Linked DNA regions of Homo sapiens: region 2 is linked to region 1. Evidence: chromatin loops called from intact Hi-C (ENCODE). Cell type or tissue: gastrocnemius medialis. All regions are shown on one strand. Links, peaks and the distances in the headings refer to the core of each region. The heading gives the core; the rest is flanking DNA. Region 1 overlaps COBL (cordon-bleu WH2 repeat protein). Region 2 overlaps COBL (cordon-bleu WH2 repeat protein).

The links. A loop is a pair of places that touch in the nucleus more often than their neighbours do. Peaks named below come from ENCODE experiments on the same cell type or tissue, not always from the same donor. Only the 100,000 strongest peaks of a DNase experiment are listed, where the experiment ranks them.
Region 2: a loop joins it to region 1, with 2.8 times the contacts of the local background. A loop is called at or near these places in 1 of 110 quality-filtered maps.

What each region holds. Positions count from the first base shown.
Region 1 is chr7:51,185,059-51,192,008 of GRCh38, reverse strand. COBL (cordon-bleu WH2 repeat protein) reads left to right here. Exons shown (of 13, transcript NM_015198.5): 4 at 931-1,159. Among named protein-coding and RNA genes, the nearest start is that of COBL, 130 kb to the left of the region's middle. RefSeq lists enhancers at 3,029-3,634, 3,635-4,241. In gastrocnemius medialis, for the core only: a CTCF peak has its summit at 3,842; DNase peaks (open chromatin) are centred at 1,132, 3,818 and 5,328; H3K27ac peaks cover 2,436 bases.
Region 2 is chr7:51,285,425-51,292,374 of GRCh38, reverse strand. The region is part of intron 1 of COBL (cordon-bleu WH2 repeat protein); the gene reads left to right. Among named protein-coding and RNA genes, the nearest start is that of COBL, 28 kb to the left of the region's middle. In gastrocnemius medialis, for the core only: no CTCF peak of the experiment used is centred there; a DNase peak (open chromatin) is centred at 2,984; H3K4me3 peaks cover 949 bases; H3K27ac peaks cover 4,707 bases.

The DNA of each region.
Region 1 (6,950 bases), core at 903-5,902:
ACTTGTTAGGGCAGGAGAGGACCAGTAAAGGAGCAGTAGGTTCCGTCTTTTCTCCCAAAATGCATTGTTATCCCAGCCACTGGGCCCTGGTACGCAGGCTGGAAGAGAGCGTGAGGCCTTCCTTTGCTGCTCTTTTGTTCAATCTACATTTACTGTGTCCAGCTCTACAGTGTCTTAGCACAATTAGAGTGATCAGTAAAAGCGGAAGAAAAATAATCAAAAAGTGGGAGAAAAATGACTACCACTTTATCTGCAGTCATTTAGAATTAGCATTAGTCAACTGAGTGTTTTTCTTCCTGATTATTATATATGCCTGGTGTTTTTTAAAATATATTTATAGCTTAAATACGTGTGTGTAGTGTGTATACATAAATACATGTAGGTCTGTGTACACACTGTATATGTTTCATATATGTGTGTATATAGTACATATATACAGTATATATGTATTTATATATATATATATCTATGTACATATATAGATATTCCTGTATTTATGTGGATATTTTGACTCCTTAAAACTTTGATGTCATGTTTTTGGAGGGTTTTTCTTTAAATTATTCATACTGCTTCCAAACTTTTTTTTTTAGAAAATGCATATAAGTGCCATGTGTTCACATCTGGCCAGAACCCTTGGAAGACAGTAAAGTATATGTGTTGGATTTTAAATGTAGAGTCTTCCCTGATGTTTATTTCGCTGTGTTGTTAGCAGCTTGTTCACTAGCAAGAGATTCTAAACCAGATTTATTATTCTAGACATTTGTTTTTCAATATTCATTATGCTGTTTTCCCCCATTACTCACTCAATTTGTGGAAGAAGGATTCAGGCTACACACAATCCTGCCACACCCAATTGTCAAATTGACACAAGAGTTGAAGGCTTGTGGGAGGATATCTTACTGAATTCTTTTTGCCTGTGTGTTCTTCCAGAAATCTGTGCGTTTGGTCGTGAATTACCTGCGGACACAAAAAGCTGTTGTGCGTGTGAGCCCTGAGGTTCCTCTCCAGAATATTCTCCCAGTCATTTGTGCAAAGTGTGAGGTCAGCCCAGAGCACGTGGTTCTCCTCAGGGACAACATTGCCGGAGAGGAGCTGGAGCTGTCCAAGTCCCTGAACGAGCTCGGGATAAAGGAGCTCTACGCGTGGGACAACAGAAGAGGTGAGGCCCCGCTGCGTCTCACGCACCTGCCCATAATCACACGGATGCGCGGCGTGTACATGTCCCCTGTTGGCTCTCCCCAGCACTCTCAGTAGCGCCAGGGAGAGATGGGTACATGAAGTTCCAGGCAAGTCAAGTTGAAGTAGGCAAAAAAGAAATCTGGCCTGTTTTCATTCCTCTGGATTGAGCTGTGCCTCCTTTCTCCCAGCCCTGAACATGTCCTTTATCCTTTGTCTCCCTGCAAACTTCCACGACATAAGTAAAAGGGGAAAAGGTGAGGTGAGATTAGAGCTTATGCTCTGAAGTAACTACTCCAAACCATCTATAATACTTTCTTGTGGGTTGGTGGCTCACACTTGTAATCCTGGCACTTTGAGAGGCTGAGGCAGGAGAATGGCTTGAGCTCAGGAGTTCAAGACCAGCCTGGACAAAATAGTGAGACCCCGTCTCTACAAAAAAATTTTAAAATTAGCCAGACGTGGTGGTGCATCCCCATTCCTGTAGTCCCATCTACTGGAGAGGCTGAGGCTGGAGGATTGGTTGAACCCAGGAGGTTGAAGCTGCACTGAGCTATGATTGCACCATTGCCCTCAGCCTAGGTGACAGAGTGAGACCCTGTCTCTTTAAAAAAAAAATTATCTTGATTTTCTTTTTCAGTTGCCATTAACTGCTGTTCCCAGGTTTCAAACATTGCTCATGTCTAAAACCAGTGGCAGAAATTCATTTAGCTGTTCTCTAAAACTGAACAATTACAGTGCGTGAGATCCATTCCTGAAGATAACTTTAGGGCCACCTTAGGCCTCCTCACTGTGTTGCCAGTGTCATCCTGCTTGCTCATCATGTGAAACTGGCTTTTAGTATGAGGCCACAGTTAGAGCCACTGGTGAGAGTGGCAGCCCAGAGGCCTTGCTGGTGCAGAGACTGTTATGTTGTGTAAGCACATGTTTCTGATTGATATAGAGTGCTAACTGCTACTGTCAGGCCAAAGGAAATGTTATATTCCTTGACCTTAGAATGATCAAAATGGACTTCGTAAAAGTTTCTCTTCTAATAAGCCTCATTTGATGTCTGTTGTCTCTGTTTCATTATTCCACAAATATTGAATAGGTTGAGTTTAAAAAATATATACATATTCAAGTTTTTCCTGTTTTTCTATGACTTTTTTTTCTAATTTTTTCCAACAAAAATGTATTTTTTCTCTTTTTTTTATTTTTTGAGATGGAATTTCACTCTTATAGCCCAGGCTGTAGTGCAATGGTGCAATATCGGCTCACTGCAACCTCCACCTCCCAGGTTCAAGTGATTCTCCTGCCTCAGCCTCCTGAGTAGCTGGGATTACAGGCACCTCCCACCATGCCCGGCTAATTTTTGTGTTTTTAGTAGAGACGGGGTTTCACCACGTTGGCCAGGCTGGTCTCGAACTCCTGACCTCAGGTGATCCGCCTGCCTTGGCCTCCCAAAATGCTGGGATTACAGGCCTGAGCCACTGCGCCTGGCCATATTTTTTCTTAATACCAAGTTTATTGTGAAATCCATGATCATAGTGGAATCTCTGTCCAGCCTTCCTCTCCCCGCCAAGTCCGCCCTTGTCTTCCTGGGTATCTGGCATCTAGATCTGATTTGACATTCAAGAGAGGGTTTTGGCTCAGTTGAGTATAAGATACATGGACTGTTTATTTCTTCAAAAAAAGTACTCTGACATTTGAGAATAATGCATCTTGTGTTTTATCCAGTGTCTTTTTTAAAACACAGACAGAAATAGTCTCAGTATTGCTGCAAAGGCCTGGTGGCACTGAGTATATCAGCACTATTTAAATTTGGTTTACATGACTCTTTGGAAACAGCTTCCATTTGTTAAGATAAAAAGAAAAATAAAGGGAAAACTGTTTCACGTTCAGGTATCTGAAATAAAAAGGCTTACAAGTGTTTCTGTTACATGCTACCACTTGGATGTATCTTGAAAGGTAGATGTTGAACCTGGCACTTGGGAGAAGTGATATAAAACCTGCCTGTCTGTGAAGGAGAGGACCCAGGATAGCCCATGGTCATTGGGAATGTAGGAGCTGAAGTGTTCATGTGGTCAGGGGCCCAGAGCATCTCTTCTGATCCTCATATGGGACAGAGCAGAACAAGCCGGTGCGGTCAGCTTGGCCGTTCAGATTTGGAAGCACTTCTGCCCTTGGTTGGAACTAGCTGCTCCCAAACCTCCAAGTCCCCCTCTCTACTCCTTTGGACATTTTGGCCCTTTCCACCCCACCCCCAAGGCACCACGAGCTTCCCCACCATGGGGGCTCTGCTCCAGCCTTGTGGCCAGCACCCCTTTCGTCTGGACCATGCCTGTGCCATGCCAGCTGTGACATTTGATTACCGTCCCTGCCAAATGCCTGCCTCCTGCTCACTGTCAAATATTCGAAAAGAAAAGACACTTGTCCAGAGGCCATCTCCGAGGCTCCCTTTCTCCCCTACAACCGCCCTGGGCAGGCCTGCTGGGTACTGCTGGAGGAGCCCTTACTTTCAATCCTCTTGGTAGGCACTTGGAGGGGACAGACGTCCACTCCTGAGCCCTACCACTGCTGGAGAACAGAAGGGCAGCTGGCAGGAGGTGAGGCATTGCTACGCAGAGGCCTGCCCTCCCCTGGAATCCCCGGTGGGAGCATCTTGATAAAGCCAAGGGCTCTGCTGCCACCTGCGTCCTCAGCGGTGCTTAGCAGGCTATGCAGCTGTGGCCCTGAGAGGGCCAGCCCAGAGAGGCAAGCTGACCCAGCAAGAGACCTTCTCACTGCTGCAGCAGGACAGCCCCCCTCTGAGGCTTGTGAGGGCCAAGGCCTGGGTCAGGGACTCCCACACATCTCAAAGCTGGACCTCACTCTCTCATTGCCTGCCTTTTCCAGTTCGTCTGAGCAAAACTCAGTCCGAGCCTTCCCTGAGCTGTCAAGGTACAGTGAACCTGGGGCTTCCCGCTCCCGCTGTGAGGCTGCACTATGCATGGCTCTGGGGTCAGAGCTGCACAGAGGTGATGTTTTTGTGCCAGACTCCAAGGAATGGAAGTTTGGCTTGGGGCCCTCCTGAAGGTGCATGCGAGGCTGACATGAGATTTTGGTTTGGTTTCTTGATTCCCTGGTTGGTTCAGATAAGAATGCTTCTTAGGAGAATTTGCTGTGTGGCTCTAATTGATGAGAAATGAGGGAGGCTGTTACAGAAAACAAATTCTGTTGCCCAATAATTCAGGGCAGATCAGAAGTGGTGTGCGCAGGAAAGGCACCCTTTCCTTTTCACCTCTGCCTGCCCATGCTTACCTGCCCCTGAAGGCCATCCTGCATGCTACAGAATTTGGGACAGTATGGATTTTAAAATTTAACCTTTTCTGTCATAGACAAGTATGCAAATGATTAGTCCAGATTTTGCATTTATTCCAACATCTATTTAAGTTTCATAGAGATATTTCTATACAGAAAGAGATGTTTATATGTATATATAGGCAGATATAGATATATGTGTGTGTGTGTGTGTGTGTGTGTATATATATATATATATATATACTTAAACATATACATATATGTATATACATATGTAGAATGCCCATTGTACATTTGCAGATGTTGACCTGGTCCCCCGCTTCCATTTACTCCTTATGGCCTTGTTCTGGTCACTGAGTCTCCTCCTCTAGACAAGTGAGTGGTTTGGACTCGTTGGTCTTTAAGGGTCCTTCATCCTTCTCTGCCACTCTGCAATTCATCTTTAACATTTTTCAAATCATTGTAATGCTTCAGAAAGTAAAACTTTCTTGCAGACTGTGTGAGTTCCCACACTTTTCTTAATATTTAATTACGTGTAAATTAGAGTAAATTCAAACAAAATAAATGCCACCCTCAGCTTATCATACCATAGGCACCATGGGTTCTAGAGCTCACTTGCGTGTGTTCGAGGGCTGGCTATGCATCAGTTGTTCATTGTTGCTCTGCTTTATAGCTGGGCAGCCTCTGGAAATTTTGGCTGATGGGAACACTGAGTTCTCCTACTTTGCTCCCAAACCAGTTCTTCTTCAGTGTCTGCCAAGCCTCTAGAGGCCTCATAGGAGGCCCCTATCAGTCAGTGACTGAGACCAAAGCCTCACCTCTAAAAATAGACCATCAGTGTTAGGCGCAGCTCAGCACTGTGAGTCACAGGCCCCTGGTGCCTCCAGACAGCTGCAGGCTGTAGCTGCATGAGAAAGTGTCTCTCCCACTATTGAGGGGCATTCTGGTGCCGGGGCTGTCCTGGACCCTTCGTCAGGGAGCCGACCTCAGTCCTTAGAGGTGATGATCAGCCACTGTCCTCATTCAAGAAGAGAAACAACAGGCTAGATCTCATTGCAGTTTTCTGATGCAGTCTGTCCTTTCTGTGGTCGGTGTAATACAGCTTGTGTACTAGGAAAATGCTCTACTTCTCGATTATCAGTAGGATACTATGATGTCATCTGTTTCAACATAGACAATTTCTCAACTTAAGATTTTTCAACTTTACCATGGTGTGAAAGTGCTATGCATTCAATATGCTCCTGGACTTACGATGGGGTCACATCTGGATAAAGCCGTCGTGAACTGAAAGTGTAACCCCATCGTCAGTTCGTGAGCATCCGTTGGTCCATGTCACATACCACTCAATTCTAGAAACATCCTTGGTTATAAACATACATATTAAAGCATATAATAGTTTAGATGCAGTCTTAACTGTGTGCTCTGTTTTCCTCTTTATAGCTCTGTACCTAATAGAGGGCTTGCTGCAACTAACTTTACAGCGCGTTTGCACACATGCATTGGTGCTGCTGCACCATGTTGCAGTGGGCCCTCTGATTTGGGTACTGTGCGATGTGGAGCCTGCTCAGTGCCTCCACTGGAGCCTCCTGCATGTAACCAAGTGTCCTGGCCCTGCCCTGGTGGCTAGGATGTGCACCTTTGCTCCTACAGCGTGATATCAGGAGCGTGTGTGCTGGGTTTTTGCTTTGCTGTGTGGACGCTATCAGTGTTCACGCCTGTGTTATTAATGCACTGACTGCTGTGTGTGTTCTCTAACTCAAATGTGAAATCATATATTAGCAGGTCAAGAAGTTAATTGAGGGTTACCTTGTTTGCATTAATAGTCTGATGGCAGAATTTGTAAAATCCCAGTCCATGATTCTGCCACCAATGGTATAGAGCTCTTGCTATCAGTTGGCAGTGATATGGGAAAAATCATTTTTCTATCCTCCAGGAACACCTCCACTTTCCTTCTTCTTGTCATATCTGTATGCCCTGGCAGAGAAGAATGGAATGAAGTAATGACAAAGGCCTTTCCTGAGCAAATCATGACACTAGTGAGCAGTGTGCTGAGCTGTGTGAGTGCCGTCTGCGTGCTTGATGCACTCACCCTCAACCTGCAGATGAAGCTGCTGAGGCTTGGAGGAGCTAAGTGGTTTTCCGAAGTGTGCCTCACACATGGGCGCTCTTAATCTCTCAGCACCACTCCCAAGCGTGTTCTCCAGACCCTCAGCTTAAGCCTCCTTAGGGGCTAGTTTGACTGTGTAGTGCTGGGCCCTGCACCCAGCGTTTCTTATTCTGGGGGTCTGGAGTGGGCCCAAGCATTCGCATCTCTCATAAGTTCCCAGCGATGCTGATGCTGCAGGTTCCATCTCGCTTTGGGAACCACATCCCATGGCTGTCTTGTCAGCTGACAGACACATCTGGGCTTCAGTGTGCTTGTCTGGAATTTGGAAGGTTCCAACCTGGCTCTAGAATCCTGATGAAGAAAAATTCAAGAGGGGTTGAGGATTTAG
Region 2 (6,950 bases), core at 659-5,658, 100 kb before region 1:
GAATGGATGACTTTTTATGGGATTTCCTCAAATATAATAATCAACAGTCATTGATTTGAAGATTCATTTCATTCCATTCAGTGGGTACCTTAAAATGACAAAATGGACATGGAACCTTTCAAATGTAAATAAAAGCAGAGAACATAGTAAAGAAATCGTATGGGTCCATTAATGAGCTTTGGCAGTTTTTAACATTTGGCAATTCTCCCACTTTTTTTTTTTTTTTTTGAGTCAAAGTCTCATTCTGTTGCCCAGGCTGGAGTGCAGTGGCACAATCTCGGCTCACTACAGCCTCCGCCTCCTGGGTTCAAGAGATTCTCCTGCTCAGCCTCCCAAATAGCGCCCTCCACCACACCCAGCCAATTTTGTGTTTTCAGTAGAGACAGGGTTTCACCATGTTGGTCAGGCTGGTCCACAGCTCCTGACCTCAGGTAATATACCTGTTTCAGCCTCCCAGCAATGCTGGGATTACAGGTGTGAGCCACTGTGCCTGGCCCCACTTCTTATTTTTATTTTTGGCTTGAACGTTTTAAGGCAAAAGCTCCCCATTCTATCTTTTCATTTGTAAATACTTCTGTGCTGATTGTGCACTGATAAATCTTACTTTTTTTTTTGAGACGGAGTCTCGATTTGTTGCCCTGGCTGGAGTGCAATGGCGTGGTCTCGGCTCACTGCAACCTCCACTTCCTGGGTTCAAGTGATTCCCCTTCCTCAGCCACCCGAGTAGCTGGGATTACAGGCATCCACCACCACACCCAGCTAATTTTTGTATTTTTAGCAGAGAGAGGGTTTCACCATGTTGGCCAAGCTGGTCTTGAACTCCTGATCTCAGGTGATCCGCCTGCCTCAGCCTCCCAAAGTGTTAGGATTACAGGCATGAGCCACCATGCCTGGCTTGATAAAGCTTGCTTTTTTATGACTGTCACCTCATTACCCTGCCTGACAGTAATTCCTTAATGACAGCTAATTTCCTGTCCATACTTAAATTTCCCAGATTGTGTTCAAGGTAACTTTTTACAGTTGTATATGATCCTTGTGCTAGGACTCCTGGCTAGGACTTTGGAAGACACAGAGGTTGGCCTCAGCAATCTCCTTTCTGGTGACTCTGTGAATGTGCCCTCACAGTTCATGTCTGTATCTTCTGGTCACTCAGACACCCCTTGTGTGTCTGTGTGCCTCAGCCTTGCTTGTGGTCCCCGAGATGCCTGTTCCCCGCTGTGCCCCTCAGTCTTTCTTCGCTGCCTCGCGATGGCTTGCTGGCTCTAACAGGGATTTCTGCTTTCCTTGCTCTGGCGCTCCATGCAGCTAGCCGTTCATCTGTTTATTCAGTCATACCCCAAGGGTTGTGAGCCCCTGGCAGGAATGGGCACTGTGCAAGGTGCTGGAGACCTAAAGAAGACGTGGCCTTTGCTCTTGGGGAGGATGGTGAGGGGCAGAGGCAGATTCCATGCAGTACAGTGTGGTGTTGCTATGGCAGACACCAGCCGGAGGGAAGGGCACACACCTGGGGAGGCACCCTGCTTCAGGGAGTGGCACTGGAGTTCCTACCTGAGGTCAAGGTGTTCACATGGAGAGGGGAGTATGCATGGTGCCAGAAAGGGTGCTGGCCCAGGTGTCTGGGGGAAGTGGGATTTAGCATATTAGTATTCAGGGTTATTATTTGAGCAGTTTAATCTTCCTGAAACTCACAAGGAGGGGCCGAGGCTGAGGTTGTGTGGGAAGCTGGAGAGAAAGTCAGGGCAGTAGGGAGCCCAGGAAGGCTTAAGCAGGGTGGGGCGAGCCTAAATTTGAATTTAGAAAGATAGCACACATCTTTCACGCACCCTTTGTTCTGATATCTGTGTTTATTTAGGGGTAAACTAACTTCTGATTAAGACAAGATTTAAAGGAAGGCTGAGCACAAATCATTTTACAATGTAGACAAGCTTTTTCCAAGCCAGCAATCTGAGTTGTGACATTGCAGGTTTCACATTATCTCTGCTGGAAAGGACCCTGGTGATCACCCGGCCAGGCATTCTAGTTTGCCTGTTCCTTCAGAATCCATGTTCCCCAATGATTAGCAGTCAGATTTCAAAATAATGCAAATTAGATGTGCTGATGGCACACATTGTCCTCTGGTAACCAGTAGCACATAATTTATGCCACTGGCATTGTGACTTGCCCATTCTATTGAGTCTCTGTGATTGGTGTATGCATTTGATTGTGTTTGCTCAAGTCCAAGTGTTGATCTTGAGCAGTCACCACCTTTCATTCAGGTTGCAAATATGACCACCCTAAGGTTACTGCTGCTCATGTGGAACATTTTGCTTTGCAGCATCTTAGGGGTATTTCTGTTTTCCTGAGCTGCCATTTTTCTCTGTATCTCATTTGTTTTCCCAAGGCCCTCGTATAGGGCTGGCATGCAGGAGGATGAACAAAAATAGACACAGGAAACCAGGCCAAAGAAAGGCAGAGAGGGGAGAGATATCAGCCATGAAAGCAAATCTGTGTCCTGCAATTGAACATCAGTTCGGTCTTTATGTTTCTGACAAGCTGGGCAACAGGGAAACAATAATTTCCATAGTTCTCATTATTGAAAGTAGGACAAGTTGCGTTTCCTCAAAGGAGGCGTCATTGTTTTTGGCACTGAAAGGTAATTACTTGTAGTTGTTTGTTCTGATCACTGCTGTTCACTTCCATTCTGTGGCTTGCTGGGAGTGTTCACATATAATTTGCAGACATTGTTAGCACAGCTACTGTGTGCAAGGCACAGAAGTGTTTGAGACTGAGTCTTATTTCTGGAATAAGGAGAGGTGGCACTCTAGGACGGGAGGTAAGCAGGAGAGCAGATGGGCAGGATCAGCACATGAAGGTCCTCTGAGCCCTGCTGCCCGGCAGAGCTCCGTTGTAGGCAGTGGAGGAGCCATGGAAGATCATAAGCTCCTGTTTTAGAAAACAAGCTCTGGCTGCTTTGTGGAGGGCCACACCCGAGTGCAGTGACACAGGATCCAGGGAGGGCTGAGAGGAAGTGTCAGCAGGAGGGCAGTGAGGTCTGTGGCTCTGGGAGCCTAGAGTCACTTGGGAGGTGACTTAGGAGAGCAGACAATGAGAACACAGAGAGGGAAGGACACAAGTATGTAGAACGACTTGCAAAATAATCAAATGATAGACTTGTTCCCAATTGTTATAACATCATTTGTTGAAAAGACTATTTGGGAAAGAATAACAATTTAAAAAGGAAACTGTTATGAAACAATCAGTTGCTGTCCATTCCTCACTGGACCCTGAGCACCAGTGCGGTGGGCATGCTGGGAGGAGATGCTGCTGACTTTAGACTATGCAGGGCTCTGTTCTCCTTTCTCTCTGTGCTATCATTATGCACAAGTGGAAACAAGACGTTTTGGCCCTGCACTCCTGAGGACTATTTTATATTGTTCTTTACAGTTTTAACCCTGATGACTTCTTATATTGTTCTTGTTCATATTTTAACAAGGACAGGTTGAGTAAATTAGTTGCATACAATTAGTTGAGTAGGTAGAAGAGTATTTCCATAGATATCCATCTTGAAGACTAGTATTTGAATTCAGTTCTTATTTCCCATTTGTATTTTCTAAAATTATTATTTATTTATTTTATTTTTTGAGACTGAGTTTTGCTCTTGTTGCCCAGGCTGAAGTACAATAACGTGATCTCAGCTCACTGCAACCTCCACCTCCTGGGTTTAAGCGATTCTCCTGCCTCAGCCTCCCGAGTAGCTGGGATTACAGGCACCCCCCAACCATGCCTGGCTAATTACTGTATTTTTAGTAGAGACAGGGTTTCACCATGTTGGCCAGGCTGGTCTCGAACTCCTGACCTCAGGTGAGCCACCTGCCTCGGCCTCACAAAGTGCTGGGATTACAGGTGTGAGTCATCACGCCCAGCCCCATTTTCATTATTGTTGTTTTTTCTTTCTTTCTTTTTTTTTTTTTTTGGAGACTGTTGCCCAGGCTGGAGTGCAGTGGCGGGATCTCAGCTCACTGCAACCTCTGCCTCCCGGGTTCAAGCAATTCTCTTGTTTCAGCCTCCCAAATAGCTGGGACTACAGGCGCCTGCCACCATGCCTGGCTAATTTTTGTATTTTTAGTAGAGACAAGGTTTCACCTTGTTGGTCAGGCTGATCTCGAACTCCTGAACTCAGGTGATCCACCCGCCTCGGCCTCCCAAAGTGCTGGGATTACAGACGTGAGCCATCATGCCTGGCCCCCATTTGTATTTTTTAAATTTTACTTTTTAAACCAAAATGGAGTCCAGTTGACTTCTTTCATAATTCCATGAATTTTAACATGTGCATAGATACCACAATTAGCACACAGAACACTTTCATCACCCCAGCATTTTCTTTTGTTCTCTTCCTGGCAACCACTGATTTGTTCTCCATCACTATAATCTTTTTTGAGAATGCCCTATAAATGGAATTGTAGGGTATAACCTAACCTCTTTCGCACAGCATACTGCCTTTGAGATTCAGCTCCTTTCAGTCAACTGTCAGTAGTTCATTCATTTTTTTTTCTTTTTTTTTGAGACAGAGTCTCACTTTGTAGCCCAGTTATTATGCAGAGTCATCTTCTATCATATGGGTCCACCACTGTTTGTTTACCCATCCACCCATTGCAGGACATCTGGGTTTTCTCCAGTGTTTTGTGAGTGTGAATAGAGCTGCTATAAACATTCATGTACAGGTGTTTGTGTGAACCTACAGTTTCATTTCTTTAGGGTAAATACCCAGGAGTGGGAGTGCTGGGTCATAACTATATGCATAAAGTGTTTAACATTTTAGGAAATTGCCAAATGGTTTCCCAGAGTGTCTGTACCATTTTGCATTCCCACCAGCAGTGCATGAGAGCTCCAATTGCTTTGTATCCTCACCAGCACTTGATATTTTTAAGATTGTTTCATTTTAGCTATTCTTATATATTAGTATTACATCATGGTTTTAACTTGCATTTACCTAAAGGCTAACGATGGCGAAGCTTTATGTGTTTATTTACCATCCATATGTCTTTTTGGGGGAAATCTTTTGCCTGTCTTTTAAGTCTTTTGCCTGTTTTTCAAAGGGTTGTTTGTTTTCTTATTCTGTGGGATTGTTTTTATTTTTTGATTTTTCAACTTTTATTTTGGAATAAGAGGGTTCATATGCAGTTTTGTTACATGGGTATATTGCGGGATGCTGAGGTTTGGGGAATGGCTGATCCTATTATCCAGGTAGTGAGTGTGGTACCCATGCTCCTCTCCTTTCCTCCCCACCTCCAACATCGCCAGTGTCTGTTGTTCCCATCTTTGTGTCCATGTGTACTCAATGTTTAGCTCCCGCTTGTAAGTAACAACATGCAGTATTTGGTTTTCTGTTCCTGCATTAATTCACTTAGGATAGTGGCATCCAGCTGCATCCATGTTGCTGCAAAGGACATGATTTAATTCTTTTTTATGGCTGTGTAGTATTCGATGGTGTATATGTACCATATTTTTTTAATCCAGTCCACCATTGATGGGCACTTAGGTTGATTCCATGTCTTTCCTATTGTGAATAGTGTTGCAGTGAACATATGAGTGGCATGTGTCTTTTTGGCACAATGGTTTCTTTTCCTTTGGATATATATCCAGTAATGGGATTGCTTCATTGAATGGTAGTTATGCTTAAGTTCTTTGAGAAATCTCTAAACTACTTTCCACAGTGGCTGAACTAATTTGCATTCCCATCAACAGTGTATGTATTCCCCTTTCTCTACAGTCTCACCAACATCTGTTATTTTTTGACTTTTTGATAATCACCGTCCTGACTAGTGTGAGATGGCATCTCATTGTGGTTTTGATTTGCATTTCTCTGATGATTAATGATGATGAACAGTTTTTTCATATGTTTCTTGGCTGTTTGGATATTTTATTTTAAGAAGTATCTGTTCATGTCCTTTGCCATTTTAAAATTAGATTTTTTTTTGCTTTTTTTTTTTTAGTTACTTGAAGTTTCTTTATATAATGTGGATACAGCTCCTAGGTCATATGTGATTTGCAGATTTTTTTTTTTCAGTCAGTATCTTGTGTTTTTATTCTTTAGCAGTGTCTTTGGAAGAGTAGAAAATTTTAATTATGAAGAAGTACAGCTTTTTTTTTTTTTTAAACTTTATGCTCTAGACATGATTTAGGCACCATATCTAGGAACTCTTGCCTAACCCAGGCCATGAATATTTTCTTGGATGTTTCTTCTGAAGGTTTTATACCTTTACTTTTCCATTTAGATCAGTGGTCCATTTTGAGTTAATTGTTGTATAAGGCATGTGACTTAGGTCGAAGTTCTTCTGCTACTTCTCATTTTTCTTTGGCATAGGGTATCCAATTGTTATAATACCATTTGTTGAAAAGACTGTCTTTCGTCTATTTAATTGCCTTTACACCTTCATAAAAAATCACTTGAATATATTTATGTGGATCTATTTCTTGATTGTCAGTCTTGTTTAATTGATTTATAACTGTTGCTTCACCAATATCACACTATCTTGAATACTGTAGCTTTATAGTAAGTCTTAAGGCTATGTAATGTGATTCCTCCAACATTCTTATTTTTCAAAATTAGTTTGGCTCTTCTCATTTCTTTGCCTTTCCATATAAATTTTCAGATCAGTTTGTCTATGTCTACAAAAACAGCCATGCTGAGAATTTGAAATTTTGTTAAATCTGTAAATCAATTTGAGTCGTCTGACCAATGAATATATGTCTCTCCATTTTTCTAGGTTTTCTTTGATTTCATTAACCAGTGTTTTGTAGTTCTCAGCATACAATCTTACCCATGTCAACTAGACTTATACCTAAATACTTTACTTTTTTGGTAGATGTTTGTAAATGGCATTTTAAAATTTTAATTCCTAATTATGGATTGTTAGTATAGAAATATACTTGATTTTTGTGTGTTGACTTTGTATTCCATGAGCTTGCTT